2 separate regions of the Mus musculus genome follow, and region 1 is linked to region 2. Evidence: chromatin loops called from intact Hi-C (ENCODE). Cell type or tissue: left cerebral cortex. All regions are shown on one strand. Links, peaks and the distances in the headings refer to the core of each region. The heading gives the core; the rest is flanking DNA.

Region 1 (16,608 bases), core at 5,425-13,424, 140 kb before region 2:
GAAGTCACCTAGGCTGGAATTTTTAGTGTTTTCGTTTTTTCCTCTTTCACTCCGACCTCACCAGGACACTTCACTTCCCTCTCTACTCTGACTTAGTTTAGTTTTTGAGTTTCCACCACCAGCAGCAGTAACTACACGACAGGTCAGCTTGCAGCCCCTGGACACAGGTTCTCCACGGAGAGAACCACTTAACACACCCAGCCACCAGCCCAGTTCTGTGATGATCTCATTGCGGAGGGCAAACGCGGATGCAGCAACGCAACTTGTCCGAGGTCACACAGCTGGCAAGAGAACAACCAAGAATCCAAGCTGGGCACACTGTCTCTGCAGCCCATGTTCTCAAATCATTGCACAGAACCAACCCCTCCTTAAGAGCCACACAGCCCTGTACATTTAAGAGACCTTGGAGAAGACGTGGAATATATCTGTATGTAATGCCTGGCAGGATACTCACAATTGAGGGCCAGGATTTTGTTTTTGTTTATCCCCCCCTTCCTCTTTTAATATTACCATTTGGAAGCTATTTCTAAAGGTTTTGGATTTCTGTGGCCAAGTCTTTCTTGGGACCTGAGCATCTTCAGATATCATAAATAGCCTCTAGCTTCAGTTACATCCCAGGAGACGCATTTTTATTCTCAAGGAAAAAAAAAATGTGGTTTTTCTAATGTCTAATGATAACTCCATTTTATTTCTAAATATTTAAGGTAGCACCATAAAGAAGTTTACTTTATAGTTTTGGAAGCTACTTCATGAACAAAATTCTTGGATATTTGAATATTAAATCCAAATGGGCATTTGACTTTATTTATAATGGATGGATGGTTGGTTTAAGGACTATTTTTTTCTTGCCCTCTTCTGAGGGATACCAGCCAAGACCACAAAAAGTTTGAATTTCTTTGAACAATGAAGTCTCTGTGGGGCAATTGCTATGTAATTGGTCCTATGAAATGCCCAATTGCGTTACCCTTAAAGACCCCCCCACCCAAAGTCATTTTATCTTATTTCTGTGATTTTTATTCCTCTTAGCTTTTAGAATTCTACTTTATACTGAATGCACCTAGCTAGTGTCTGCTACTTGCTATTTTCATCAATCAGTGAAGAAAGCATTTTATGGTATGGAGATCTAAAATCTGTCTGCGCCTAGGCTCATCTTTTATTTAAAAAATTTTAATATTTTAGTATTTTCAGTACTCCACTTTCAGATAACCCAAAATGTTGCCTTTGATGATATACCAGAATTATTACTATGTCATATGTAAAATAAAATTTAGATTGGGTCCATTCAAATTATTGCTATTGTGCATCGTGATGTGTGTGTGTGTGTGTGAGAGAGAGAGAGAGAGAGAGAGAGAGAGAGAGAGAGAGAGAGAGAGAGAGGAGAGAGAGTACATGTTTGTGTGTACCAAGGCAATGTGTGGAGGTCAGGAGACAACTTTTGGGAGTCGACTCCTCCTCCTACCTTGTGGCAGGGTCTCTCTTGCTGCTGCCATGCTGTGTGCCCCAGTCTAACTGGTCCATGTGCTTCTGGACAGTTCTCCTGTCTCAGCCTCTCACCCTGCTTTTGGGGAGGCTGGAACTACGCATTCAAACCACCACAACCAGTTGCTTTCCCGTGAGTTTCAGAGGTCAAACTCAGCTCACGAAGCTTGTGTGGCGAGCTGTTTTACTCTCCCAGCCTCCTTACTGGCCCATACGTTTGTGGCAGTCTTATAGATAATGGAACAAAAGAGTACCTTTATTTATAAGAGGTAAGAAAGCCCAGGCTGGTTCCAAACTCCCTATGTAACCAAAGATGACCTTGAACTTCCCCCCTCCTGCCTCCGTTTCCCAAGTGCTTGGGTGACAGGCCTGTATCACTGTATGTTTAGTGTATGGAGCCCGGGATTGAACCCAGGGCTTCCTTCACACTAAGCAAGCAAGCACTCCAGTGGCTGAGCTGCAAGAGTAACTTCATTGTTTTTGGTTCCAAAGGAATTTTTCTCTCATTACATATTAGAACCTGGTGCCCAGAAAAACATTTCGAGACTTAAGGGCCCTGTATTCAGCAAATCTCATCTTGGTGATGTGTTGTTGACAATTTCTTTTCTTTTTACTTGAACAAATAGAGAGATACGCGCATCAGGCTTTTCGGCAACAGGCTTTCTAAGCATAAGTGTTTTGAAATTTAAAACTATGCTGTAGTTCTTGGTCTTCAAACCGTTGAAAACCTGGTCATCTCCAATGTTTAATAACTATTCTAGAATTCAGAACTTGGCACCTTATGTGGGCAGTCTGAGTGGAAAGAAGCCATGCCGGAGGCTTTCACGCCATTTCCCATAAAACTGAAACTGGCCTAAGGCTCCGTCAGCTTCGGCGACAGAGGTGCGTTTGAAAAGAGAGTTGTTTAAGTTTTCAAGGGCTGCCAGGCCAAGTACCTCAGACCTGGTGGCTTCCACAACAGAAATTTACATCCTTAGAGTTTTAGAGACTGAGTCCCAAGATGAGGGTGCTGGCTGGCTTGATTACTGTGGCAGTCTCTCTTTCTCTCTCTCTGATTGATCGTCTTCTCCCTGTGTATTGGCAGAATCTCCCCTCTGTGCCTATTCAAGTTCTAAGCAACTCTCCTTATAAGAACATCAGCTATATTACACAAAGGCCTAAACTAACACACTTCTTTGATGGCCATGCATCCAAACATATGGAGGTACCAGGGGGTTGTGTGTTCACTCTCAAGGAGCATAATTAAGCCTTAGCAGGGACGAAGGTGATGACTTTCCTCCCTACAATAGTTTAGATGCCATGGAAGCTTTACTTTTTGTTTTAACCTACTCAAGTTGAACTATAATTTACCTACTTTGGGTTTTTTTGGGGGGGTGGGGAGGAAGTTAAGGCAGTGAGTTGAACTTTGTTAAAAAAATATATGACATTAAATTGTGATAAATTGGCCTATCTACCTTTATAGACATAAGTTTTTGTGTTATCAAGCCTGTACTATAACACAGGAAGTAGGGCAGCAAATCTCGACTCTGTGGGCTTATTTACTGTATACTCAAATTAAGGTCGGAAATATGGAGTCCTTAAGCTCATTTTCTACTACAGCCTAAATAAGAAATTTAAGCTCTGCTTGCCAGGCTAGGCCATCATTAAATGGCTTTGGGATTTTTGAGCTTCTCCTGTGATTGGTGGATATTAGATGTCTGTGGTTTGGATTGTTTAAATGAAACAACAATGAAGGCATTGAAACATTTATTATGGCAGCAAATTATTATGCAGATATATCTATAGGAGTTCGAAGAAGTAAAAATTCTGAAACCAGTGGGCAGTTGTGTCTTTCTACTGAAACCTGCCATTGTAGGTGATGCTGAAGAAGCCACAGTGTTGCTTGTTTTTAGTAACCCACTTCATAACGGAAACATAAAGAAGTAAGCTCAAAGGCTCAGTTTTATAGACGATTGACTTTTAGCCTTTTACAGATTTTGTACAAGGAAAAGGAAACATGCCATTTGTTGGTAGAGTCTGGTGAGCTAGAAGCACTTATGCCAACTTCCTGATTGCATGTTCTCTGGGGGCAGGTTGGCTACAGAAGCCAACTGGGCCTGGGCCATCCTGCCTTAGCACACAGAGCCTAGTTTACAGCAGGAGGGCATAACCAGTGGGTGGGTGGATGAGAGGCAGGAAGCCAGCCTTGTGGCTGCTGTTCTTTCTCGCACCCCAGGTTCCAACTTGGGTTGGACAATCTGCTTAAGTATAAATCGCTACAGAGTCTCAGCTTGGTCTTCGCTCATCTTTACCTTTAATGTCGAAAGCAAAACAAAACAAAAACACATGCATGTGTATACATGTGTGGCCTCTGTGTCATATATTTGACATTTCTAGGAAAGTCAAAGTGACCAATGGTTAGATTTGGAAGAAGAGTTGTCTATGACCATTTATGTACTAAATATCCCTGAAAGATAAAGCTTATTTGCACAAATCACAGTGGCTTGTTAGGGCCATGATCCAACCCTGGTAAGGAACCATTGCCCTCCCAAGGCATCAGATTCTGGGAACTGTCTCCTCTCACACCCCAACCACCAAGGTCCCCTTGTTAGAATCAGTTAAAATATGATGGGTTCAACTGAGAAGCATTTTAACTTTGCCTAAGAAGAATATGGCTACCTGGTTGGGAGGTTGCAAGACTTTTCTTAAAGGGTCGTGCAGTAAATACTTAAGTTATTTGAACCACCGGCTCTTCATTGCAAATAATAAATGCTGCCCCTGTAGCTCAAGAATGCAGCCATAGATAATATGTGAAGAATACAATTATCTGTGTCCTGATATAAAGCTACCGATTAAACAGGTAGCTTCAGGCTGAAGAGATGGTCAGCAGGTGAGAGCTTGTACTGCTCTTGAATAGGATCACAGTTCAGTTCCCAGTACCTATGCCTGGTGTTCACGTCTTGTAACTCCAGCTTGGGGATGGGGGGAATCCAGTGCCCTCTTCTGGACTTTGCGTGTACCTGCATTGACATGTGTGCATATCCTCCACACATATTCACAAAATTAAAAATAACATCAGGCAGGGAACTACAGTTTACCCACTTCAATTTGGTTTCCAAACATCCCCCCACCTTTTGCTTGAGTTGAAGGATGAAGAAGATTAAACCCTTTTAGCCTTAGAATGTTTATCCAAATCAATTCACCTTCGGGTCAACTAATTCACCTGGATGGATTAACAATGTAATACTATATGGCACCTTGTGCCATTGAAATTACATTTGAATTCATGATCTCATTTGCTGCCTTGTGAGATCACCGTTTCCTCAAATAAGGCAGCTTTGTCTTTCAGTTTCAGTGAAAAGATGTATTCATAAATCAATAGTTAAATGTAGATGATAGAGTCCAAGGTTTGTGGATTAAAATTTGAAGACATTCTCTACCCCCTAAACTCCCATTCCCCCAGCCCTGTTGTGGGGTTGCCTGGACCATTATCTAACTGTAAGCTAACAAAAATAAGATATTTTGGATAGGATGTGTTGCTCAAAAGACAGTTACCATAGCCGACCTTTCTTACATGGTTAATACTTGCAAGTCACGGTTTCTTGCTGCATGCAATAAATAAGGATTTTTTCCACCAAGAAATATGATTTGGATGAGGATTAGAAGGATATATCTGACCTGTGTTTTAACATTTTTCTTGGATGATTTTTTTGAGACGGTGCCAGACCGGGCATGTCACTGCTGACCTGCCCCTGGTTGTTTAAAGACTTCAGCTCAGACCCTGACTCTAATGCCTGCCGTTAGAGTTGGGATCCTCCTGCTGTGTGATCTCACAGTCCTGGTTTTCCCATCCATACAAAAGATTAGGATGTGCCCATGCCTGGGCATCTGAGGAACGTTAGCATCTCTCCTTTCATTGTTATGAAAATAATCCATTTGGGTTGAGATTCAGAATGTGCTAATAACATGACTATGCCTCCCAACACACACTGGAAAGCCAGCAGCTTAAGATATGATTGAGGGAACGCTATAGATTGTTTTCTTTTAAAAACCTGAAGATGGAAACATGCTAAAGAGACAACTGTCCATACCGGGCTCATGAGAGGCACTTTACAGGTATTCTCACAGATCATTGCACGATGTCGTGCAATGGAGTTTGATTGTTTTTGTTTCTGTTTTTACTTTCAACTCCTTACCCATACCCAACTTCATGGCCTAAGGAGTCTTTGTAGTGTATCACTGTATCATTAGACTTGTCCTCCAGGGGAAGCCCCAAAGCACAATATTGAGTTTCTTTTTGTTTCTGTCTAGAGTGGAACAGTTTCATCAACCAACCACATTGATAGATCCAAATGAGAGTACCAAGATGTAGGACATCCTGACAATAAGAATAAGCTTTCCGTCTCGGATGGAAGCCTACTGTCTAGATTAGCCAAGCCCCAGTGGATGCATCCCATAAACACAGTCCCAGAACAAACGTCTGATCACGTTGGTTTTTTTGAGTGGGTTCTCTTACTGAAAAGAAGATGCCAGCCAACAGAAGGAGATGGATACGGACCGCGTCTTACCTTGGGTTTAAAAGCTCTGACTTAAGTTCTCCTTAATACTGATTCCCCCCTCCCAGGCAAACCCACAAAACCCAAGCCTGGGTGCACCAGAAAGCAGCTCCTCTTCATCCTTACGTCTTGAATTAATTACTCGCGCGATAATTTTAGTAATCCTTGTCTACTCCACTAGAGAACGGGCGTCACACGGGTGGGAAACTCCATGTGTCTCCTTGATTAGCTACACTTTCAGAGACACCATCCTCAGAGTCCAGTGTATAGCAGGTAAATATTTATGAATTGAACTGAGGCCCAAACTCTTCTTCCTCCCTTCTCCTCTCCCTCCTCCCTTCTTCTCTCTCCCTCCTCCTTCCTCCTCTCCCTCGCCCCTCCTCTTTTCTTTCTTCTTCCTTCTCCTTTCCCCTCCCTCCTCTCCCTCTTCCCTCCTTCCTCCACTTTCCTCCTCCTCCTTTCAAATAAGGCAATTACATTCAACTATATGTTCCTGAATTTATGTTTCACTTTAAAAAACAAAACAAAACAAAACAAAACAAAACAAAACAAAACAAAACTGGCTACAGCCCTGCGTGTCAACTTGGTATAAGCATTTCTATAGAATGGTAGAGAACATCTTCCATCATTAGTGATTTTTTTTCTTCATTTAGAACATGATACATGTAACTGCCACATGCCCGTGTGTAGTAGATGGAAACAAGTTAAAATGTGTTTTCCATAAAATACTTTAAGTTAGCTGAGCCTCCTGGAACCAACCCACTGCTGCCATTTAAGGGAGAAGACACATAAACAACTCACCATGTAAGAATTGTCCCATCAAAGCCAGCTTAGCTCATCACCAGAGCATTATTTTTTTTTTACATAAAATATCGCGAACACCAATATATTCAGTGTGGGTGGCTAGCCGAGGATCCGTGAAACACTGTCGTAAGCTCCCTTTCTTCTGCTAAATCCTATTTAACAGTCCAGTGTCTCTCCCCAGGCAAAACAATTAGGGGTTGTTTAGCTAAGTACACTCCTAGAGTGTGAACTGACTTCCCTGGCACGACCTTCTGCTTGTCAGCCTTAAAATGTGGCCTGAAATATCACACACTTATTAGAGCCGTCTGCAGAGTGAGCGTGCTGTCATCTGTAGAAGTATACCCCCTGTTTTGCCAGACTGAAACACATTTCACATTCTGGCTAAGGAGGGGAAATGACTGTGATCAGACCTTGGACAAGATGATAAATAAGTCTGTGCAGATGTTAATTTGTCATAATAAATCACCCTCCTTGGATAATGGGTCAAATATCATATATATATAGTTAGTATTAATTCAATTTAATTTGATATGTTAATGTTTGGTTGGAAGATTTTACCTAGAAAAAACTGTAGGTGCCCAAAAGTTTCACAATATGTAAGATAGAACACTGAGTCTTTCTTTGTACAATTACACAGTAAAGCTTTTCAAAGTCTAAAACAACATTTTTTCTTTTTTTCTTTTTGTATGTGTGCATGTGTGTTCATGTGGCCTACATGCCTGTATATATACAATGCACACACATGTATGCACAAATACAGAGGCCAGAGGTTGAAGTCTGTTGTCTTCCTCTCTCACTCCCCATCATATTTGTAAAGTATCTCATTATTTCAGCTAGGCTAGCTTACCAGCAAGCTCTGGGCATCCTCCTATTGCCCACTAAGAAGCACAACACTGAGATACCACTATGCCTGGCTTTTATATGGGTCTTGGGGACCTGAATTTTGTTCTCATGCTTGAGCAACAAGCACTTTATCCACTGATCCATTTCTTTAACCCCCAAATATAAATACCCCCTTTTCCCCATCACTCTCTGCCCAGATTTCCTTTCTAAAACATAGCGTGCTAGATGCTTGGTTTGATTACAGACCCCAGGGATCATGCAGAAGAAACATAGGAGGCTCCGCTTTCTTGGAGGTGTGGCTGCATTTGCTTTCCCTAACCTGGTGCTCTAAGGCTTTGGAGGAAACATTTACAAGCAAAGCACTGGCAGAGATTTAATTTTCTTTAATGACTTCTTCCTACCAGTGATCTTGGCACCCTGTGCAGCGATTTGCCATCAATTAATCATGCAAGAATGGTGTGTTGCTGCATCGAGGGCATTGCCCTCCGTGAGTCTCATAAATCTACCAGAAACAAACAACAGGAATTGCGTGCTTAAGACTCTTCATGCAAAACACCAAACGAGGAGGTGGTTTTATAAAATAGGAAGCCTGAGTACTTTCTTGTGGATTCTGAGTTTTGCCGTTCCAGTGACTCTGGAATGATTTGTCCTTAGTTCTTGTTATGAGAATCCATAGCAGGAAAATGGCTTTGTGCTTTTTCCCTGGATTCAGGGCAATCATGCCCAATTGCGAGCAACCACGTTTTAGGGATGTCTTAGAAAGTATGCATGTTGCTACCCTGGCAATCCATGACATTTGCAGATGGCAGGATGTGGGGTAGCGTGAGATGAGAAGTCAAGCAGCTTTCACGGCAGATAGCTTTGCCAGAAGCTTTTGGGTCCTGTGTTCGGCATCTTCAGCCTGTCTTCTTGTCAGTTCAGATGGATGCTTATAGTTAACTGCTTAGCTGGGATGGGTCTCTCCTCCTAATTTTAGCATGGTAAATATGCATCTATTTAATATTAAAATCCTATGAGCCTAAACCCTGAGGCATACATACAGTGGGTCTTTATAGATGTTCTTATGTTTCTGTCTTTAGAATATTCTTGCAGCAAGAATATGCAAGCCTGGCACCTATTCCATCTGATTCAAAACCAGCCCCCCCCAGCCCCCCTTTATAGAAGCTAAAGGTTTTCAAAGCTGGTTTACTTCCAACGAGTGGATTGAATGTCTGACTTGGAATGGATTTATGCCTACCGAAAAGTCATATATGTTTGTCCAGATTGGCAGGATCATTACAAATGGAGCCTGTCCTCTATTTTTAGTTTCTTCATGCTCCTGTTCAGCGGGAATCCTAAAATAATGCAGTTTTTGTTTTACATATGCAAACTACTTGCCATCAACTTGAAGACTGGCGGGGAAGGAAGACAGTGTGGTAATCATTTTATCCAATGATGGTCCGTTAGCAAGCATGTAGTAATGGGGGGTCACAGTATAAGGAATTGAACTTGCCTATTGATGTCTCCTGAGGTCTGTGACCTGAAACCACAGCCATCATGAGAGTTTGGTCATCCTCCAAAGAGTATTTAGCCTTTTTGTAGAGTGCTCCACTCAGCTAATGTCTTAGTTAGCTGTTTTTCTGCTGTGAACAGACACCATGACCAAGGCAACCCTTATAAGGACAACATTTACTTGGGGCTGGCTTACAGGTTCAGAGGTTCAGTCCATTATCATCAAGGTGGTAACATGGCAGCATCCAGGCAGGCACAGTGCAGGAGGAGCTGAGAGTTCTACATCTTCATCTGAAGGCTGCTAGCAGAATACTGCCTTCCAGGCAGCTAGAATGAGAGTCTTATAACCCATACCCACAGCGACAAACCTACTCCACACCTTCTAATCCTGCCACTCCCTGGGCTGAACATACACAAACCATTACAGCTACCTACAGAGTTATGTTTGTGTATTTGGGTTTTTGCTTTTTTAAAGATTTATCATTTACTTATGTGTAGGGATATCTGTGGGGGTTAGTTTTACATCAGCTTGGCACATGTTAGAGTCATTGGGAAGAGGGACTCATATGTGAGAAAACACCTCCATAAGATTGGACTGTGAACAAGCCTGTAGTGTACTTTCTTGGTTGGTGACTGAAGTAGGAGGGCCCAGTCTAATATGGGCGGGACCATCCCTGGGCTGGTGGTCCTGTGTGCTATGAAAAAGCATGCTAAGCAAGCCAGGAGGAGTAAGCCAATAAGCAGCAGCTCTCCATGGTTTCTGTGCCAGTACTTGCTTGTGGCTCTTAACATGTCCGAGTTTCCGTCCTGATTTCCTTTGATGATGGACTATGGTATTCAAGTGTAAGCAAGATAAACACTCTCCTCCCCTGCTTGCTTATGTTCATGGTGTTTCATCCAAACATTAAAACCCTTAACTAAGACTCGTGTGTGTGTGTGTGTGTGTGTGTGTGTGTGTGTGTGTGTGTGTGTGGCCCATGGAGTCACCTAGTGTAGATCCTAGGTACTAAACTTCAGAGCTCTGACAGAGCACCAGATACTGTTAATTACTGAGCCATTTCCACAGCCTGCTTTTGTTTTTTAAACTTAGATGATGCTCAGCCTGAGGTAAAGCGCTGTGAAAACGCAGACTGACTTTTGTGAGTTGCTCTGTTCTGTGCTGGCTTTGAGTCGGTTACTTTCATGAACAGGAAGGAAATACCTGAAATCTCCATTGTCTGAGCTGGGAGCAAACACTACTGGGAAAATTCACATTAAAAGTAGGCAATTGGGGTGGACAAGATGACTCAGTGAGTAAAAGTATTTGTTTTGTTCAACCCAAGGAACACACAGAAAGGTGGGAGGAAAGAAAAAAACTCTACAAAATGTCTTCTGACCTCCACACGTGCATGCTGCAGCATGCGTCTCCCCTCCTGACGTCAGGTGTACACACACACACTATAATAATAACAATCAAACACATAACAAATTTCTAAGTAGTTTACAGAAGTTACTGCATTGTGGTAGTTTCTACGATTCTTGGTAAAATATAGAAGGATTATCTTTTACAAATGTTCCTGCCAGAAAATTAAAATATTTCCGCTTTATATGTGTCAGATGACAGATGTAGACATTTGGATAAGGAGATAGGATGGATAGATAGATAGATATGCCAGATTCAATCTCTTCCCATAACTTAAAGGACCCAGTAGCTATCTCATTATCCTACTGACAGGATGGGGCCAGGATTAAATTCAATTTCTTTTTTAAATTATAGATCAAAGTGTGCTCACCATAAAGCATCGATTTCATCAGACAGACAGACAGACAGACAGACTCCTTCTGGGATAGTTATTTTCAAGATTGTTAGTGAGATCATTGTTTAACTTGGTGACATGGTTCAGACACATTCCAGAAGTGTTTTGCAGAGGGTTTGGCTAAATGACTGCATCAGCACTAACCCAGAACCAAACCAAACCAAACCAACCTGGCCAGGATGAAACTTACAAAGGATTCTGTCCACCTTGGGCCAGAATGTTGACAAACTTAATCAGACCTAACATGTCCCCAGAAGAAGAGCAGGTGAGGTGATTTTTCTCCATCATCCAGAGATTGGTGAGAAAATTGATAGGCCCTGCCAGTGCCTGCAACCGAGTTTCAACTCGAATAAACAATGTAGTGAGCTTATGTGCATGTATTGGCGTCTTACCGATTCCCAAGGATGAACACGGGAGTGGATGAGCAAGTGAATGTGTGGGAGAAAGGATTTGATTTGTATTGGGTAGTGGAGGGGACAGTGTCATGGTGATTAAGGTGGAGGGCCTGGGACTTAGGCCTGGGTTCAGATTCCAGCTCAGTCACTTATCTATGGGATTTTAAACGGGTGTTTAAAATTATTTGTTGCGTCTCAGATGTCTAAAGCTCCTGATAACATCTCCTTTGTGGGTGGTGTAAGGATTACATAAGGCAATACATGTAAAATTCCTAGGATTTAGTAAACATCACTGGTGATGTTATTTCTGTGGTGAGAGAGGCCTGAGACATTAGGAGATGTCTCTGGTTACATTGGCCTGCTTCCATAGTGCTCTCTGGCGATGGGAAGTGACTCTTGTGCCCCATTTGGGGCGACACCATTACATCTTTGCTAATGTTACTGGTTGTCTGGTCTTAGGTATTATGTGATTCTCTTTTTAAGTTCCCACGACAATATTGGGAAATGCTGTTGAGGGGATGGCACGAGAGTGTGTACACTCCTGTTGTATTCACATGCTCTGCTAACGTCCCAAAGTGCCACTTCCCAAGCCTGTCTAACCATAGCCTCTCCCTCCACAGCACAGCATCTTGCAGAACAGTTTTTTTTTTTTAAGATATCTTTTGGAAATACTGATGTCACTGAATGTTGAAATCAAATTTCTTGCATGTGACACACCCTTCAAATACAGTCGTCCCCCCCCCCCACCCCCTTGGGAACACTTGAAATCCAAATGACATATCTCAGCCTAATTTGGTACAGGGGTTGTGTTTTGCAACCCAAACCAGGCACAATGAACTTCAGACAGGGTTTTGTTTACAACAGCCCCATACATAAGCACACCCCGGCTCCATACTGGGGATGCTGTCAAGGGCTGGCTCAGCCTTATTGGCTCACGAAGGCCTTCTGTGTGTGGAAGTTGATCAACTTGAGGAAGCACAGGAAGTTATGTGGATCCTAGAGGCAAGATCCAGCTTTTAGTCATGCAGCCTCATAGAATTTCAGTCTTTTTTCCCTGATGGTAAAGATGATAAAGGAACTACTATCCAGTCAAGGTGTTCTGGCTCCTTTCTGCCGCAGACTGGTACCCAAGGCTCATCAGTTTTCTCTGTCATGAGTATCCTCACTTCTTTACACTTTGACCTCATATCCCACCCCTCCTCCTCCTTCAGAGTTACTCTGGGCCATTTTCTTCCAAGGGCCTCTCCAGACATCCTTAGCTAGGGTCAGGAGTCCCTCACACGTGGCTCTGTGGAAGCAAACAGAAACTTTGGTTTCCTTCCACAAAGTTGCCCCTGTATTCCCCTCCAGACAGTGTGGTGCTTTATATAGCATATCAATATGTCAAGATATAAATTACATTTAGTAAAATTCTTAGCCGTTTACTTGGCCATCAAGTTTTAGAGAAAGAATAGCAAGGTACCAAACATATCTATCAACCCGGAGAGCCCACTTAGGCTCTTTCTCGGTCAAGCCTCAGACCAGCGGAGACCACACCTATGCTTCCCGTCACCACAGGCTAATTTTGCTTTTCTAGAATGTAATGGAATCAGTCAGCCCATAGCTTTCTGTGTGCCTGGCTTGTTTTTTGCCGGTCATGTTATTTTTGAGATGTATCCACGTGACTGCATGGGCCTGTGACAGGTTTCTTTGTTTTACAGAGCAATCTGTTGATGACTATACCTGGCCTGCCTCTAGTTTTTATGTATTTTGTAAATTGTGTTTTTATATCTCTCAAATAAGTGCCCAAGAGTGGAATAACTGTTGGGGTAGGTGCCTGGTTAACATAAAGAAAGCATGGGGAGGTTTTGAAAGTAACCTTGTCACTGTTAAGTCTCTTGGGTACTAAGCACAGATCAATTTCACATTGCTTCCTAATGCCCAGCCCAGTAAGGGCACACAGTAGGGACTCAGTGTAGCCTAGCCAAGTGACTGGCACACAGTTGGAACTTAGTGTTGCCCAGACCAGAGAAGGGTACACAGTAGGGACTCATTGTTGCTCAGCCCAGTGACTGACACACAGTAGGGATTCAGTGTTGCTCATCCCAGTGAAGGGCACACAGTAGGGACTCAATGTTTATAGAAAGATAAATGAATGAGATACTCAAATTCGACTTCATTCTGAAATACCCTCTGACCACAAACAAATGCTTTGTTCATTAAGTGGGGCAGGGATGCTCTGACTTATGCAGGTTCACTAAGGTCAGGCAAAGAATGGGGGAACACAGCTCCCCCTGTTCTCACTCTGCTTTTGAGTGAGCCTCTTGTGTGTCAGGGTGGTAGGGGAAGAGAAGCTAGCAATGCAGTTGATGTGGAACTGTAAAGGAGACTTGATCACTAGGAGTCGCCAAGCCTTACAAAATCTTTTGAAGTTAAAACTTCCCTTCTCTTCTATTGCAGACCCTCTCTTCCTCTTTAGTCCCCCACACTTCATACAAACAGGACACCTTTGCTCGTGACATCTAGCGTTGCCCTGTTACAATGACTGTACACTTCACTGGACTGACCTTCCATGAAAGGCTGTTGACACCATGGTGAACATTTGAGGTTCAGTTCAGACGCCTTCTTCTCCCCCGAAACCTGTCCTGGCCACCACATCAGGAACCTATTCTGTTCTAGAGAGTTTTTGATGCTATGCATCAGAGTGGTGTTCATTAGCCACTGAGCAGGATGGCCCACCTATTGAACTTAGCTGCATTTCTGCCTTGTTATTCTACAAGGGGACCGGCAACTCCATGGCCACAAGCTTGAAGGTCTTCAGCACAGCAGCAGGGAATGTCAGTCCTGAAGGGAGTACCCGAGGCTACCAAACATGACTGAAGGGAGTACCCGAGACTACCAAACATGACTGAAGGGAGTACCCGAGGCTACCAAACATGACTGAAGGGAGTACCCGAGGCTACCAAACATGACTGAAGGGAGTACCCGAGGCTACCAAACATGACTTCTGCTCTTGTCTTTCACTAATAAGGAGTAAAATCATCTGGCCAGATGGGTGTTGTTTCTTGAATAGAATTGTTTGTCAAAGAAACAGATCTGTGTCAAAAGAGGAACTTACTAGACAACCTTGGTCATCTTTATCACCTAGATAAGCAAAGGCTGCTAGGTGGCTTTCCTTCAGCTCTGGTCTGGGGTCACAGGTCAGGAAATACAAATATCAACAGGTACATAGCTCCATTTTCTGTGCTTATTTACAAGACAGCCTTAAGTCAGCTCTCTTGAGAGAGATGTTTCCAAAGAGATAATCATTTTCATTCATATTCATATTCTCTCTCTCTCTTTCTTCCCTCATCCCCATGTGAAGTTTAATCTTTAACTTCACAGTAGTTCTGCTTCGTTCCCCACAGTGTTGGGATTACAGGTATGCCCCACAACACCTGGCTTGCTTTTGATTGCTGTTTCAATCATTTAAAAGAAAAAAAAATCTTAATGTTTCCCTCTTTCCTATAAACTTCCTACTTTTGTAATTATGTAATTCCTAAAGTATTTTCATTTTAATGTTTAAAAATGTAGTAATCTTTGCTATGATAACAAGCTTGGAGAGAACCAAGGTATGAGACCTTGTTCAAACCATACACACTTGCTGTGTATTACAATTACACCGTGCTTTTTAAATTATAATCTTTTTGAGAGACATAAACTCAAGGCTGTAATTAGAAGTGATACTTCAGGATTTGGCTTCTTAGCAAATGTCATTTTAAACAAATGAGAATTACCAAGTTAATGTTTCTCATTAAAAACTATGGAGCAAAAAACAAAACAAAACCCTATATTGCACAATAGAAAGCCAATTTTTCAAAAAAGGATGGGCCTGCAAATTCTTCAACATCCGTCATTTTGTAATTAATCAAGAGGGGAAAACCCTCATTCATAGGCACTGAAAACAAAGAATTGGATTTCATTTTTAAAAATCTGGTAATAGCATAATTACGAAGTAGCAGGTAGAACTAATTAGCATGGGTGTGTTTGACTAAATTGCTTGCCTTCTTCTGGATTAAAGGGAAAGGCCAAGTCTGGGATGCTGGAGAGTTTTAGCAGCTGCTTTCCCCTCTACTGAACCAGCAAGCAGTAAACGCAGCATTAAAATTCCTAGGTTGACTTCCTGCCTTATTCAGCTGGCAGAGGAATGATTCTTCTCTCAGCAAAATGAGAAGCGTAACTCTTTCAGCGTGGGTAGTGTCAAGCTGCTGGCGGTTTCCAGACCGCCTGCTCTGTTGTTGTTGTGCTTAGAAACTCCCAGGAGCCGCAGAAAGATCCGGTACCATGCGGATACCGCCTGTAGCTGTGTGGTACTTCATCCTTGACTTCTCTTTCCCTCCTCCCAGTCATGCCAGGGTTTGACTGCTCTGTGTTATTTAGGATGAACACACCCCTTGTCTACCTGGATATGTCACAAACGGTTTCAAACAGACCCAAAATTAACAGAGGAGTGTAGGAATTCCTCACATACCATCACCACATTTCGGCTCGCCATGTTTCATTCAGATTCCCACCTCCGTCAATTCTGTATTTAAAGTAAATTGTAAACATTTCCATACGTATATATTAAGCCCTGAACATTTCAATAAATGTCTCTACTAGATAAGGCACTTTAAAAAAATACATTTTATTTTATTCGCCTAGTGATGGTTATTTGCACATATGATTGCTGCAAATAAAATATACCGTAGAACTATTTTCAATTTATAACAAATGCTTTAAGTGTGGATTAAATAAGTTTAACATAGTGTCTTTAAGATGCACATTCATACCTCAGAGTAACTTCTGAAAACCAAATATAAACACCAGTTACAAAATCTAATCTAGAATTGCTTCATATAGCTTGAACAATTAAAATACAGCATCACAGGCCTTTATATTTCAGATATTCACCACACGATCTTCCCCTAAAGGAATCTCTGATGTCAATGTTTTTTTTAACACCATCACCACACCTAGGGGAAAAAAATTGACAGGAATTCCATATCAATGTGTGACAGCTGTACGATTAATTTTCCAGTAGTTTCACAAATATCATGTGTGCGTTTTTCCAGTTATTAAAAATAAGCTACTGAGGTAAACACTACTTTGCAACAGCAGGTTCCTTCCTGTGTGTTTAATGCATTCATTACTATAGAAGGTTTAGTCATGAGGACCGGAAATGTAGAGAATGGAAAGGCTAGCCACGCGGTGAGCGCTTAGCACCGGTTGGCCACGTTTGCTTCAGGTCGCTGCGTTTTCTTCCCA
Region 2 (16,608 bases), core at 3,291-11,290:
GCTTCCATATACACGCTCTTCTGAGTATCTTGCCTAAAACAAAGCCACCACTCCCCTTCTCCACCTCCAGCACAAGAACACACAAACTTCTTCAGGAGAGCGCTCTGCGGCAGCTCTCAGGAATGTCTTCCGGGAAGACAGGGAGGGTAGCTGTCAGTTATCCCCAAGCATCCAGTCCGGAGGAGATCATCAGGGGGGCTGGGTTTCTGTGATAAGCTCAGGGGAGTGGTCCCAGAGTCAATGGCTCAGCCTGCTCCTAAAACTATCTAAGTCTTATGGTAGAGCTCCTTCACGATAGGTGAATGTTCTTACTCTCTGTCTCTCTCTCTTTGTCTGTCTCTCCCTCCCACTCACCCACCCACCCCCACTCCAAAAATTTTCGAGATGAAGCCTGAATGGGTGCAGACACTCTCACGTATGCTCAGGTAGCAGAGCACCTGGAACATGAAATTCCTTTCCACTATGAGTCACCGAGGCATTTCATCTTAAAATAACTAAGCACTAACATTTTGATGACAAGAAGAGGTCTTGAGTTTTCAAGTGGATGAGCTCTAGCCAATAGTGAGACTAAGGATAGGAGCGGTAAACACACTCAGGCTGCTTACAACTGAGGAAGCTTAACTCACAGTGTGAGTGTGTGGTGTATGCATGCATGTGTGTATGAGTGTGTGTGTGAGTGTGTGTATGTGTGTGAGTGTTTGTGTGTGAGTGCACGTGCGAGCATGTGGGTGCGCATATGTGAGAGTATGTGTGTGTGTGAATGTGTCTGTGTGTATGAGTGTAAATGTGTGTGTGTGTATATATGTGTGTCAGTGAGTGTATTTGTGTGAGTATGTGTATAGTGTGGATGTGTCTGTGTGTGTGACTGAGTCTGAGTGTATATTTGAGTGTGAATGTCTGTGTGCATGTGTGTGTGAGAGGGAGAGAGAGAGAGATAGAGACAGAGAGACAGACAAGAAAGAGAAAGAAGAACAAAGAGTGGTATCTTGACATCTTGAACGAGTCAGATAAACTACAAAGTGGCTGAGCCTCAGAGCCAAGCAGGTAGCCCAGTGAGTTCCCTTAGCAGCTGAACATGTGGGACATCAGTCTCCTGAGGCTCCACCTCTAATTGTGACACAGAGGGATTAGACCTACAGTTTCACTGGTCTTCATTCAGTTTCAACCCTTGGAGACATCTCCTGAAGTGGGCAGGCCTGGGTTGAGAAAGCTGCGGGATAAAAGAGCAAGCTTCAGGGAGAAAAATGCCAAGAAAAGAAGTTTATTAGGTGGGAATACGTTTACAATACAGCCTGGGACCTCGCTGTGGCCTGCATCTACAAGGGTGGTACTGTAATTAGGAGACATTTTAAAGGGAACACTCGCAGCCAGGAATAATATAATTCTAGTCTTTTCTCCAAGCTTCTTGGTGCCTATGCACTTGAACTTATTAAGCCCCACAGACTCCTTGAATGAGGTATAAATATCATTGTGTCCCTCAGGCAATAAAAGGAGCTATGGCCACAGAGAGTGCTACCTCTGGGCTCCAGAGTTACCCACCAGCTTAGGGGTCCTCCAGGGGTGGTCCCTGCTCCCCTGGTGGTCTGTCTGCATTGGGCATGGATTGGCCCCCTGGAGGAGTCAGGCTGCCTCAATAGCACCATGCTTGCTCGTGTTCCAGAAGGGATCGGTACTTCACTCATGCTCTGTGCCTTTTGATAGCTTGCCAGACTTTTCTCATTGTCATCCTTCTTGTGTCTATGACATTGTCCATGCCTACCCTGCTCCTCCCTTCTATGATACTAACTTACTGAAGGTGTTGGACAGCCTGCAGTTTCTCTGACCCTGACCAGGTAGTCTTTGTCTCCAAATTCCTCGATTCCCTGGTTCATCCCTGGGAACACCGTGCCTCGGGTTGGTCAAACATGCCTTTATTCAAAGTGTTAGCAGAGAAGCGACCACTTTTTTTTTTTTTTTTTTTACAGTAACAGTCATTTCTGACATCCAACAGGAAGTGTTGGTTGTTAAGATATCTTCCAGATTGTGCCTCTTGCTTGCCTAGGAAAAGAGTCTGAAATAAATTCATGACAAAGAGAGACATTATTTGTAGGTCGGGGTTTGTTATTCAGCATCAAGGCTTCAGTGTAGTGAGAAGGAAAGAGAATATTCTCAGGCCCACCCAAATAGTTTATTAACGTGCGTGGTCCTTTTCTTTTGTTAGTAGCTATTATTTCAAAGCCTCTTGAATATATACATACGGTCATATTTTAAAAATAGTAACTGTTTGCAAAATTTTATAATTTAAGTTGAAGCTTTAATCTCCTAGCTCAATTTTTCAGTGAACAAACACCCCATCACAACAACTGGGGATCCATGAAACATTTTTCACTCTTTCTTTTGGCTTATTTGTTTGACAATAAAATTTCACATCTGGCTGACAAATCCAGTGCCAAGTTTCATCTTAATGTAATTTTGAGCAGAAGAGCAGTTATGTTCAAGCAAGCAAGAAACTCCAGGCACTCTAATGGGACGACATGATGGCCTTTACACACAACTGCCACTAATCCGACAGGGTTGCTGTTTTGAGTGACTGGGATCTTGGAGTCCTGCTGCAGTCCAGCTTGCTGGAGAAGAATTGTTCTGAGTTCATTCTTCACTGGTTAAGATAATCATGTCTCATGCATCTTGCCTCCTAGTCTGCTGGTTAATACCGTCAATTTGATAAGATCTAGAATTACCTAGGAAACCAGGCTGTGCTGTGGACATACTTTGTGTTTGTAGGTGGAAGGACTCACCAAGGCTATGTGGGACACCATTCTGTGGTCTGAGACCCCAGGCCAAGTACAAAGGAGATAGCAAGGTGGGTATTGCCATTCGTCTCTCCCTGCTTCTAGACTGCAGACACACAGTGACAAACTGCCTCATGCTCTTCAAAGTCTCCACAACTTTCCTGACCCAGTGACCTGGATCTTCAAATTGTGAACCCAAATAAACCATTCCATCCCTAAATTGCTTTGTCAGGCATTTGTTTTACCACAGCAAGTAAGAAATTAACTGATACATAAGGCTATGAAAGGAAACCACCTATTTGTATCAAATGTTTGACTGCCACCATGCAGATCCCCTTTGGTAAGTGTTCCCAAATGCTTGGATATGAGAATAAAGCTAACCGTAGTTCAGTTCCATTGGTCAAACTCATCTTCCTTAAGAGCAACCCTACCCAGCCTCTGATACACTGCAATGAATTCTCTTCTGCTTCTCTTATCTTGGCACACCAGCAGTACTTTGCTCAAAACCCGGTGCAAATGTTCTGTAACCAACAGCTTCCCACACCCAAGTTTTCATGGCTCAAGTGTGATCACGATCTAGTGTTTCTTGCTTATATCTCACCCAAAATATGTTCCCAAAAGGCAGCCTGCTCTAACTCATGTGAGGCAGAGCTCAGGGGCTTCCTTCCTGTGGCTCTGTTATCTGTCTCCAGGGCCCTATGGACACCATAGGGAGGAGAGTGGGAACAGTGGGAGGCAAGTAGGGAGGAGCCTCCCCCATCACCTCTGCTAACATTTCATCAGTCCTAGGATCGAACTGCGCCATGGAGATGTCTGGGAACTGCAGCCCAGCCATCTGGCTGGGAGGAAGCGGATATGGGATAGTTGAGTCATGGTCTGCTGTCTGCTTCCTCAGCTGGAGCTGAATCTGACCATAGACTTGGTGTTCTGTCTTCCCCTCAGCCCCCAGCCTCAGAGGCTATAAAGGCCTCTAACACAGGTACTTGAATCACATCTGCCTTTAGTCCTGATCCTGCCTCCAGACAAGGGAACACATGAATTTTAGCCAGATGAGGAATTGTGTAGACATGGTTTACGAACCTTGGATCTCCTTATTGCAAGAACAGACGATGAAGAGGAACAGATACAGCCGGTAAGGTCATCTTTTGCAAAAGAAAAAAAAAGATTCTTGCCTTTTCTAATTATTAAAATAGCATGTGCTTATTGTAAAAGATTGGATGAAAATCTTTTAAGAGAAAAGATAAAGATTACCCATAATCCCCTTTCCTGAGAGATTCTAAAATTTTTCTGGCTTATATATGCAGATACTACTTACACGCACACCGTTTCAATTATTTTGTGTCTGCCAAACAGATTACCTTATCTAGTATACACCATTTTGGAATGTGCTTTTTCACTTGCAAAGATTATGTTATGAACATGCAAACATGTAAATAAGGATACTTTTGACCACATATTATTTAGTAGCATGTATGTGTGTGGGAACAGTCACACAATAATACATCATTTAGCTTAGCTGAATAAGCATAGACTTGAGAGTACCAGTGAGACCCAGAATTCTGTCTATTTTATTTCTCAGTTGTCCCCCAGAGTGGACTATATAGTGTTTTGTTCATGATAGAAGTTTAACAGTATTGTGGTTAAGCAGGCCATCAGAGTCAAATGTCCTCAGAGCCTGGTATGTCAACAAGTCACATGGGGACCCTGGTAGAACACAGATTACTATTCAGAATGTCTAGGCTGGCCTAGAGGTGGTGCCAGGCATCCAGAAGCTACTTCTGTCGCCTGAGTAGCGATTATCTAAACTAGTAATTCTCTACTGAGGAGATGTAAGGCCTTGGATGACATTGATCTTGGGAAATTTCTTTCTTTCTGTCTCTGTCTCTCTCTGACATAGTGAGTAGACTATACATATATGAATGTGTGCATGTACATGTGTGTGTTTATGCGTGTTTAGAGTTCCCAGCTGATTCTGTTTCTTTTGAGAACTCCAATTAAGACAGTGGACATCCTGTCCCTTCTAAGAAACTGACCTCCATGAAGCTGCCTGACCCTGTTCTTCTGGACTCCAGGTGTCTGTGTTTACGTGGGAGCAGGGTTCCAGCCTCTGCAGTTGCCCAAGCCGGGAGCACTTACAAACATGACATTAGCTAGACAATATTTGCTAAGCAAAGGAGCAATGTAAATAAGATTGGGGGGGGGAGTTCAAATATGAAAATGCTTGAGAACAAATTGTGTGCAAGCATCTTAAAATCATTCATTAGTACTTAGTAATTTAAAATTAATTGCAAATGTACTCTGTTGGGCCATGCTGTTTATATTTCCACATACACACATGTATATAAGCGCATATAAAGTAAGCAAACAGCTGCTTTTTAACCACTCTGTAATCCATGGGTTTTATTTATATCTCAGATACCCTCAGCACACCAGTTTTTGGACTCAAATGAAATGATACCACAATTACTGCCCATAGTCTGAAACCTCACCTCAGGTACTTCATGCTCCTCAAATACATAGGGGATTTTCAGAAGAGTGGCACCCTCGCATCTGTGACTGCCTCTGCTACCCACACGCAGACTCCTGGGGTGTCTGTTTCCCACAGCCCTGACCCCAGCCACCCCACCTTGGCCTTTGCCACTTGCAGCTGCAGTCTCCCACAGAGTTGGCGTCTCCCTCAGCCACATTCTTGTTTTGACCTGGACCCTTTCCAATGGCTTTCTGCCTGGCCAAGGTTTCAGCTATTCAACAATGGCCACCAGTGCTCTCTGTCACCATTGGCACCCTGACAGCTTCACAGTGTCTTGTAATTAGAAAGAAAAACACTCCCTCCCTCTGAGCCATCTTCAGATGAGGGTACCATAGCTGGCTCCTTGGGCCTCAGGTTATTGGAAGCTTTATTGCAACACCTGTTAGCTTCCCTATTCAGCTTCTACTCTTCAAGGGGTGGACCGGTACCACCAGGACATCAGCAGCTGGGAGGACTCGTGTTGCTTAGACTTCTGTTTAGGAGCACGGAGAGAGGAAACTCAAGTGCGCAGAGCAATATTGTGACGATTTAAAGTTTACGTTTTCCGTTAGAAAGGTGGAATACATTTTGAAAGTTGAAAATGTTGAAAAGTGACTCAGTTGTGCTTATTACTTACAGTTCCAAGAGACATAATACACCAAACACTGCTGTGTCTCTATACATTTCTCTAGGAAGCTCATAATTCCAAGTTTACAACAATTTCACAAACCTTTATTTTGACAGGGTTTCAAGAGCGCTACAGAAAATCAGCTGAGAGTCTAGTAGAATTCTTGGAATGGAAGTCTTTGAGTCTTTGAGGGGGTTCTTTCCCCATCCAGGGGTGGAACCAAGATCTTCTTGGAGTATGAGGACGTTCAGGACGATGGTGACGGGTCACCAAGACTGCTCCTTGTTCTTTGCTGCAGCAGTTATGATTTAATCTTTACAGTTTGACTTTACCCTGTGGTTTCATGTGTCTTCCAATCTGCATCGCCAGCCTTGGTCTCTGCTGAACGCTCGGTGTGTGGCAGTCCAGATCACACCTAGCAGGCATCCGTCTTTATCCACAGCTCTGTGTCTGAAGACAGATTCACTCTTCCCTCTTCTCCCCCAACCAGCTCCAGGTCAGGTGTTGCCTACTTGGGAAATGGCGACATTTTGCTAGTCTGTAGGAAACATGCTAAATAATTTTCAAAGAAGAGAGAGGATTTAGAAACTTGTTTACTTCCTGGAACTGAGATGAGAGCATCTCCCTTTTTCTCATTGCTTCAAAAGATGCATATACATATGAATGCATGTATGTATGAATGCACATATTATGAATGCATGTACGTGTGAATGCATGTATGTATGATTTGTACATGTTTGTGTGTGGGTGCACTGTGCTATGGCACTGTCATGGAGGCAAATGGGCAACTTGTGGCAGTCAGTTCTCTCCTTCCACCATGTGAGCCCTGGGGAACAAACTCTAGTCATCAGGATTGGTGGCAAGTTCCATCACCCATTGAATGATCCCACCAGCTCCCCTCTTACTGTTTTTAAACAGAGAGAATCTAACAAAGCAGAACCATTGCAGAAAATTATAGTAGCTTCAGGAAAAGGAGAGAGAGAGAGAGAGAGAGAGAGAGAGAGAGAGAGAGAGAGAGAGAGAGATGAAGGAATGACTTTGTCTTTGTGTTGAGATGGGGTTAGGCAGGGATTCCAGAGCCAGATGCCATTTTGGAATGAAGTCAGTGGCCATTGCTCCGGCATTCCCAGCATCCCAGGGGAGCAGGAGTTGGGCGTTCACTACTGGTGATGCAGCATCTCCAGCCAGCACGGCTCCATGCAGCTGGGCACCAAGCATGCTGATGACGTCACCGAGCACAGCTGCTGCAATATCTGCTTTGGAGTTTGTTCCCAGCCTGGCTTAGACTTGGCATTGTTCTGGCTGGGCCTGAGCAGTCAGTGGAAGTCTTTAGGCACATTCTGTGCTTTCTAGGCTTGTCCAGGATACAATTTACTTCTCTGATCTATTTATCCCGAAAAAGGAGGTTGCAGCCGCTGCTGTTGCTCGTAATTCTTTCTTCATGGTGTCTTTCCACACCAGTGTCAAGAGAGAGAATGTGGACTGACAGCTGATTCTCCCTGACTCTTTGTCTTCCAGTTCAATGATACACATTAGCAGAGACTGAGCTGTCCCGGGGGAGAGCAGACTCCACACCCAGGCAATCTGGCTTTGAATCCTACTCCCACCATCTGATGAGCTATATGATATTGAGCAAAAGACTTAATTTCCCTAAGTCTCAATTACTTCATTTATTAAAAGTAAATACTAATCTTACACGACTATTTTAGTAGTGTGCTTGACCTATGCAATTGTAGTTATTGTAGCTTTTCTTACTGATGATTCATTTCATAACATTTATAGTAAAACTAAAAGTCTATCATTTCTAAGATGTATCTTTAACCTAGTAGCCATTTGTTATGTAATTGTAACATCAACCATTAATTTCACTTTCATTAGAGCATGTGCCATAGACGAAGCTGAGATTTTTGTTTTTTTTTTGCTATATTTAACAACTAAGCTTTAATAATCAGCCCAAGATCTCAGAGTTTTTAGAAGTAGAATCAAAACTTTGTCAGATTCTGCTCTGTTCTTTTTTCTATTGTTCCACGGTGATTTGGACTTTGAATAGGTTGTTCAATCGATATTTGTTGAAAGTTGCCTTGGCACTAGAAGGAGAGGGATGAAATCAGGTGTGAAGAACTAGCTGTCAATAGCGAAGCTGTAGAGGGAAGCTGATTTAAGGCCATTCCCCCAAGAGCTGGGTTCTTCATACAAGGCACACATGTTGCTACTTTATGTGCTCTGAGTGCAATGCATCTGTATGTGAAACCTGAAGGCATCTTTATAAATCATGGTACCCTGTACAATGGATACATGACATGACAAAAGTTTGTAAATCAGTTATTTGGGAATTCATAAAATGTTCTCTGATCCTAGCCACTTATCTCCCGGGTCCTCTCGGACCCATTCCTATTCTCTACTGCCCAACTTTGTATCATTTGTTTTTTCTTTCTTAAATACCAACCAAGTCCAATCTGTGCTGTCTGTATATTCTTGGATGTATGGCCTTCCACTGGAGTGTGGGTGACTTATCAGGAGCTACATCTATAAAGAAAACTGACTCTTTCTTTCTCCCAGCAGCTCTCCATGGCCAATAGATCCTCAGCTAGGGGAAGAATTTGATCTTCGACTCCTCTCTCCATGGCGGTATTGGACAGGCTTGAGCTTGCACAGATGAGGGCAAGATATTATAGCCACTGTGAGTTTGTATGTATAGCTGCCCTGCTCTATCCGGACAACATTGTTTCCTTATGTCTGTCTACTGCCTTTGGCTTTTACAGTCTTCATGTCTCCTCTTCCATAATGATCTCTAAGCCCTGGGGAACAGGAGGCATGATCAAGTTTTCTCATTTAGGTCTAAATGTTTCACAGTCCCTTATTCTCTGCACCTTGATCAGGTGCGGGTCTCTACGTTAACTTCTTTTTATTTCAAATAGAAGCTCTTCAGAGGGTTAAAAAATGAATTAATATATGAATATAACAAGGAGTCATTTAGCATAATGATAGTAGTAGGTTCTTGCTCAGGGCATATGACCTGTGTAGCCACAGGTCCTTGAACTGATAATGGTATCAGGCATGGGTTTTATCTTATAGATCAAGACTTAAATCCAATCAGAAAATGGTTGATTGCTCTCGTGGTGGTCATGCCACTACTGTATCAGCTGGTACGTCTTACCAGGCCAGTCACTGTTGTACCTCACAGGGTCCGCATCTGAGTGAGAATGACAGTAACTTTTCTCTTCTGTCCATGTGTACAGCACCATCCTGCACCCTGAAAGCCAGTAGGGAGAAGATTTCCAAGACTGTACCAGCTTAATCTCTCCGTAGTCTGTGACTGAGATATGTGATGGCCTCAACATTAGGGTCTTACCATCACATTCTGGGGGGTAATCAGTAAAATTGGCAATAGCCTGTAATGTGTGGAGATCTATGGAACTCCACTGACCAACAACTCCAAAAGCGGTTACCTATTTCTGGCACTGGGCTTTTATTTTTAGCCCGTGGTTTCCAATAAGGGCAGTGTCATCTCATTGCAGAGTAATTCCATTCTAAGTCTTCTCTCTCTCTCTCTCTCTCTCTCTCTCTCTCTCTCTGTGTGTGTGTGTGTGTGTGTGTGTGTGTGTGTGTGTGTGTGTGTGTGTGTATTTCTACAGTAGGTTTCTAGATGACTTTTTTTTTAAAGGTCTTTAGTGTTATTTATTCCTCTGGTATTCCTTTCTCTATTCTGCCTTCCCAAACCCCATCCCAATTTAATTCCACTTGTCCCATTAATTCCTTTCTATTTTTGTCTTCTATCTTCTCTCCTTTGAGAGCTCCATCCTTATGACCCCTTAATTTTTTGACTTACAGATATTACACATTGGCTGCTTTAACATTAAATAATGGATTTGACCCCCTTAAATCCGTCAGGTTGTTCAGAAAACGGTTTAGTATTTTTTTCCTTCCTTATATTGGTCTTCAGCATTGATGGAGGTCATATTTCCTAGAATAACAATCTAGGAGCAAACCTCTCACTCTCTTGTGGGTCATGTTGCAATCTCTCTCTCTCTCTCTCTCTCTCTCTCTCTCTCTCTCTCTCTCTCTCATACACACACACACACACACACACACACACACACACACACACACACACACGATGATTCTGTCCAGTATCTCAGTCTTCAGATAGACACAGCCCAGGTAACTTTTCCATCCTTCCTTCCACCCACCAGAGGCAGTAGATTAGCCACTGTCTCCCCTTATCTTCTCCCCAATTCCAAGTGTGCCGGTTTGTTTTTGTCAACTTGATGGAACCTAGACACATCTGGGTAAAGAGAATCTCAATCTCGGAAACACCTCCTGTCAGGCTGGCCTGTGGGCAAGCCTGTGAGGCATGTTTTTCATAATTGATGTGGGAGGGCCCCTCCAACTGTGGATAATGTCATCTCTAGACATGTGGTTTTAGGGTGTATAAGATGGAAGGCTAAGAAAGCTAGGAGGAGCAAGCCAGGAAGAAGATGTCTTCCATTGCTTCTGCTTCTGTTCCTGCCTCTAAGTTCCTGTCTTGAGTTCCTGTCTGGTTTTCCTTCGTGGTGTTCTGTGAGCTGTAGGTGAAGTAAATCTTTTGGACTTGGTCCTTACCATAGCAACAGAAAGCCTAACTAAGGTTCTGGGTTAGCACAGGACCCAAATTACTTTCAAGTCTCAAAGGCTTTTTCTTCTGCTTTTGACAAAGTCTGTCTCTAACAAATGTGAAAGATATTGGCTAGCAAAAAACCTGTTACCAGTTTGGGTTATAAGAGCTGATGTTGAAAGACAAAAACTAGACATCAAATATTTTTTTCTAGAGATGTTTCTAGAAACAGAAGCATTCAAGGATACTTTCACAAGAATAGCTGATTTATGACAAAGGTATAGTCTAATAAGAAAAGGATGGCTTATTTTTATATCATGTCAGTATACTTAGATACTTATGTGGAAGAAAATAACTTAGACTTCTACCTTACACTGTACCTAAATATTAAACCAGAATGGATAATAACTTCAAATGAGAAATAAATTATGTATTCTGAACAAAAACATGAAAGAGACTCTCTTCATGGTCTTGGGACAAGCAATAATTTTTAAAAATCAAAAGGTAAAAGGGACCATGAAAGAAAATAGCAATAAGTATAAGACAAGGATATTAATTGAGTTGAAAGAGACAGAGAGAGAGAGAGAGAGAGAGAGCGAGAGAGAGAGAGAGAGAGAGAGAGAGAGCTGAAGAAGCACAACAGTGAATGTGGCGATACAGAAGGCAGTCACTCCATGAGAAGTATTCCGCATTATTAGTCATTAGTCAATATGGATGAAAGTTACAGCGATGTAACACTTCCAATTCCCCAGAATGTGTAAGTTTATAAGGGATGAATGGACAGTACCAAGCGTTGACGAGATTGAAGAAAGTGACACAATTCCACAGTGCTGGTGTCAGTGTGCAATGGTGTAATCACCTTGGAAACCTACTTAGCGACATAGCTAAATGTACATATTGTTTGCCTAGATATATGCTCAAGAGAAGTGAGGACTTATATCCAACAGACTTTACTAATGTCCACAGGAGTTTGGTTTATTATACTCAGAAACTGGGAAAAACAAATATTCATCAGTGCTACAAAGAATAAATATGGTCTAGCATATTTATACGACAAATACTAGACAGCAGTTTTAAAACGTTAACTTCTTCCCCATCAGACAACATCCTTAATTCCCAAAGACAGAATGCTGATTTAGGAAACCAATAAAAATGAAGTTTGTCCTGTAAGATTATATGCAGATAAGGGAATCAATACTCTACGGTCACAGAAGTTAGAATCAACATTATCGTTTGCAGAGGCTGGTTATTGATTGGGAATTCACCAAGGGGAGTTTCATGTCATGTTCTGGGAGGTAGTTACATGGGCCTGGATGCTTCTAGAAGTCCCCAAAACTAACATGTGAGATTCGTGCTCAACAGTAGGTGTGCTATCAGATAGGAATAAAAAACAGGGTATAGTTATGAATGAATAGGTAACAGGAAGTTGGTCAATATATCCTTAGGTTAGTTTGTGTTTATGGGAATATCATGAAGTGATTCCATGAAGCTTAGATGCTATGAGCCCATCACTTAGAATGTCTCCGTGGTACAAGGGAAAAGCAAGAGAACATAAGAGACTAGTGAAGCTGTTGTGGTCATTATGAGGCACAATTTCAACATTTTTATTATTGTGTATATATGCACAATGTTTAGGCACATGTGCCATGGTAGCCTGTGATAGAAACCTGTGGAGTCAAGTTTCTCCTGCCATTTTTATGTGGGTTCCAGGGTCCAAATTCAGGCTGCTTGGCTTACAGAGCAAGCCCTTTACCCTCTGAGCTATCTCACCAGCCTGAGCATACTATTTTATGGTTGACTTACTCATAAACAGAAGTGTATACTTCAAAATGGCAACACAAGTACACAGTAGTAAATACTTACGCCAGTGGCAGCCACTTCCTATTATCCAGTGTTAGGCACTGAACAAAATCGCTGATGTTATATTTTCCATGACTGGCAGCTCAATAAACTCATCTACATCAGCATTTCTACAAACATGTGAGCAACTCACTGTTCAATGATCCCAGATGACTGCAGCATCACTGTGTGGTAATCGGTTTCCAACACCATCACCGAGACCACTGTCACTTATATGGTCCACTGTTAACCTAAAGCTTGCTTCTATAAGGATCATAGTGAGGAAATCTAGGGGATACACATCACATTTAGTTTCTTGTAAAAAATTTAAATTCTCCAAGAAGCACATATCTTTGATTGCCACATCCAAGTGAGTCTGCAAATCAAAAACAAACAAACAAACAAACAAAAAACTATGCATTTCCCTACCTCCACCACTATAGTATAAGGTGAGTTTGTGCAGTGTATGAGAAGACAAATAGAAGAACAAACCACGAGGATGCCCTGGAAAGCCAAGTCCCTATCAGAGTGATTTGTCTACATCATTGCAGAAGGCATTCGCCAAGGCTCTGGCTGAGTCTTTATAAACATAGTCAACCCCATTAAAGTCAACTCCCCACCCCACCCCCCAAAAAGAGTCTAAGGTATCAATGTGCACATCCTTTTACAAGAGGATGACCTGCCTCCTCCCCCCACTGCGTGTCCAGATGAGCTTCAGAGAGCCACTCTCCCATAGCTTCATGTAAGTCATCAGAGCCTGCCTCATGGAGATGATGGAGTCATATAACTGTTGCCTCCCCAGCCTGGGAGAGTCCTTTCCTTATAAACCTTGCTGGCCCACTCCCCACTTCCTATCCTATTGTACTCCCTGTCTGCTGTGTAAACTAGACACTCTACATTTGAATAATCCTATCACCAGAGAGGAGCTTAGCTCAGTCTAGCCACAGACTTAAAAGTACCTGCAGTTTTTTTGTTTTGGAAAATCCATCCATGTCTAGAGAAATGAGCGCCCCCCACCCCCATGAACTCCTAATAAATATCTGCAAGATCTCAAGGAGTGAACCTTGGCTGACCCGCTGGTGCACATCTTTGAAATCCCTCCCTTCCGCACTTTCTGGGGAGCCAGGAGAGGGGATCTGAAAACCCCTTGAACATTTTCATGAACCATAAATTCAGAGAACTGTTAGTTTGGGGATTTGAGGAATAGATGTCAGGAAGTAGTGAGGAATAATCATGAGTTGGGTCATTTCATCAGGGCCCATTCCCAAGGGTTTACATGTGTTCTTTGCCTGTATCCCCAGTGGATCTGCATTTCCTGCTGGAAGGGAAGAAACCAAGTCAGTATTCAACGTACAAGTGATATTAATCAAAACTGTATTTTAAGTGACAGCTCGGTAATGTGGGGAGAGCCCTATCTCTCACCGAAGACCTATTTTGTCTGTTTGAATGTGAACAGAAAGTGGCATGTATCTTCCCTTCATGAAGAAGCATCTCATAAATATATATTCCTTTCCCATCTGGCACATCATCTTCTCCGCCTTCATTAAGTGTGCGCTCTCAGCAACAGCTTGCAGGAGCTTGCAGGAGCTCTAAGACCGAATCCGTGCTATTTTAACAATCCAAGGATCCAGCCTCAGTTCAGCATTCTTACTTAAAATGGACAGATTCTGTGACTTATGATTATAAAGACGGGAATTCTGGGCCTGATGAGTTGATTTCATCATCTCTCTGGGATAGAATCAATGGGAGATAGTAGTAATTAGGGAGAGAAGAATTAATTCATTTATGTCCTGTGTAGAATTCATGGGCTGCAAGTTTTGGGCTGTAGCCTAGAAATAGAGTCCTCTGGTGTTTGAACTTGTTTATGTTGGTCAAAATATGACTACAGAGGAAGAAGATTAAAATGCTTTTGAATACATTCCAAATGCATTTCAGACATCAAAAGGAGTCCATAAAACAAAATCTTAATGATTTAATGTAAATGAACCAGAAACGACATACTGTATTTTCTTTAGATGTGCACTGGATTTAAATTAAAGGGAAGATGTTTAAAGATAAGTTGTCTCATTCTCTCTCTCTCTCCTCTCTCTCTGTCTCTCTCTGTCTCTCTCTGTCTCTCTCTGTCTCTCTCTGTCTCTCTCTGTCTCTCTCTGTCTCTCTCTCTCTCTCTCTCTCTCTCTCTCTCTCTCTCTCTCTCTCATATTTCCAGACAGGGTTTCTCTGTGTATCTGAGTAGCCCCGGATGTCCTGGAACCCACTCTGTAGACCAGGCCATTTTCAAACTCGGAGATACTCCTGCCTCTGACTCCCAGTGCTGGGAATAAAAGCATGTGCCACCACTACCATCCAGCTAAATTGTCTGATTATATTGATCCAGAAATGTTTCTAAAACTGATCTATGCTGGATAGAATTAAAGCAGAATAGCTTACTTCCTTAAAAAAATGCAATTACTGGTTATATCGTTTAACTCACAAAGCCCTACCCTAGCTACTGTTTTATTCTTATAGTGTGTGTGTGTGTGTGTGTGTGAGAGAGAGAGAGAGAGAGAGAGAGAGACAGAGACAGAGACAGAGACAGAGACAGACAGAGACAGACAGAAAGAGATACAGAGAGACAAAGAGAGAGACACAGAGAAACAGAGAGACAGACAGAAACAGAGAGAGACAGAGAGAGACAGAAAGAGATACAGAGAGAAAGAGAGAGAGAGAGATGTGCCTACAGAGTCCAGAGAAAGGTTTTTGGATCCCCTGGAGTTGCAGTTACATGCCATCACGAGCTACACAACATGGATGTGAGGACCTAATCAGGGCCCTTGACAAGAGCAGTAGTCATTCTTAACCACGGAGCTATTCTCAGCTCCTAGCATTGTCTAAATACAGAGCATTTTGCTCATTATTAAGAAGAAGGAAGCTACCATGGTAACAAGACAAATCATTTTTTCACTATATATGGATTTATTGTAACAATGGAACATAAAGAGTGGTAAGTGTGGGTGTCAAGAGAATTGCAAGGGCCTGTGAAGGTGGAAGCTGCCAGTTGGAGGCCTGTGGGCTGAATCGACTCCACCCGTGGGGTTTCTTGGCTTAAAGAGCACAGTGGTTTTTGATTATCTTCTAGGGTTTAAAACTCAGGTGTAGCACTTTGACGATTTATGATTCCTACCTTTTCTGAACAAGTGGAAAATCTAGCTGATTCCAAGACCCAACTCTTGCATGTTGGCCCTAGCAGGAGCTGAGTGCAGGCTACCTCTTCAGGGAACCTGTTCTCTCTAGTTTGCACAGTCACCTCCTCAGGGATGGCCATCATTCATGTCATCTCCCTGGCCCTCTAGGCTTTGAGGGTGTGGTTCATATTGAAGAAAATTGTAGAAGACAACACTCCCAGAAAACCTTGGCCTTCTTCCTGTCTGCTTTGTGTTCTATACATAAAAAGTATAGACCTCATGACCTGTGAAGTTCCCAAGTACAAATTCTTCATTCCGTTGTCAGTCCCTTGATTCTTCTAGCTTGTTTGTCATGGGCCCTCTCAGGAGGATCACAAGATGCCCCCATCTCCTGTAAGTACGTTAGCTGTTCATACAACTGCTAAAAGAGATGACCCTTGCAAACAAAATTGTACTGCAGAATTAATTATAACAATTAATTATGACAACTAAGTCTCTTTGTGTTGGGAGCTGTATAATTCACTGGGTTTTAAAATATTATTTCTGGGAGTCTTTTGTAAATACAAAATAGCAGTTGGTTCGATTGCCTCAAGTTTTGTGTTGTTTAAGATACTGCCCTAGGTAGAACCAGATCATGAGATCAAATAATGGCATGGACCAAATTCTTATATGATAGAGACATTCCAAAACAAAACAAAACCCCTTACTTAAGTAAACTGTTTATCTGTCATAAGCAGAAAGGAGGTTGAAACATGTACCCAAATAATCATGAAAATCCATCGTTATCTGAGAAAACAGTTGCAGCAAAACTGCAAGCAGAAATATGCCATTTCATAACAGAGCTTACCAATTTATAACCATGATATAAATAACATAGCTAAGTCTGTACAATAATGTGTAACATGCAACCAATTAATGAATGCTGGGGTTCTCAGCCTTTGGAGACTGCATGACCCCTTCACAGGCGTCACTTAAGACCATCGGAAAACACAGATATTTGCATTGCGGTTCCTAAAAGTAGCAAAATTACAGCTATTAAGAAGCAACGAATTAATTTAATGGTTGAGGTCACCATAATATGTGGAACTGTATTAAGGGGTTGAAGC

The links. Peaks named below come from ENCODE experiments on the same cell type or tissue, not always from the same donor. Only the 100,000 strongest peaks of a DNase experiment are listed, where the experiment ranks them.
Region 1: a loop joins it to region 2, with 2.5 times the contacts of the local background. A loop is called at or near these places in 3 of 42 quality-filtered maps.

The regions. Positions count from the first base shown.
Region 1 is chr13:97,910,189-97,926,796 of GRCm38, reverse strand. All of the region lies in intron 35 of Arhgef28 (Rho guanine nucleotide exchange factor (GEF) 28), which reads left to right. Among named protein-coding and RNA genes, the nearest start is that of Gm34388, 25 kb to the right of the region's middle. In left cerebral cortex, for the core only: no CTCF peak of the experiment used is centred there; DNase peaks (open chromatin) are centred at 6,895, 8,463 and 8,969; H3K27ac peaks cover 1,891 bases.
Region 2 is chr13:97,765,769-97,782,376 of GRCm38, reverse strand. No RefSeq gene overlaps it. Among named protein-coding and RNA genes, the nearest start is that of Rps18-ps4, 23 kb to the right of the region's middle. In left cerebral cortex, for the core only: no CTCF peak of the experiment used is centred there; DNase peaks (open chromatin) are centred at 3,344, 5,494 and 7,150; H3K27ac peaks cover 1,266 bases.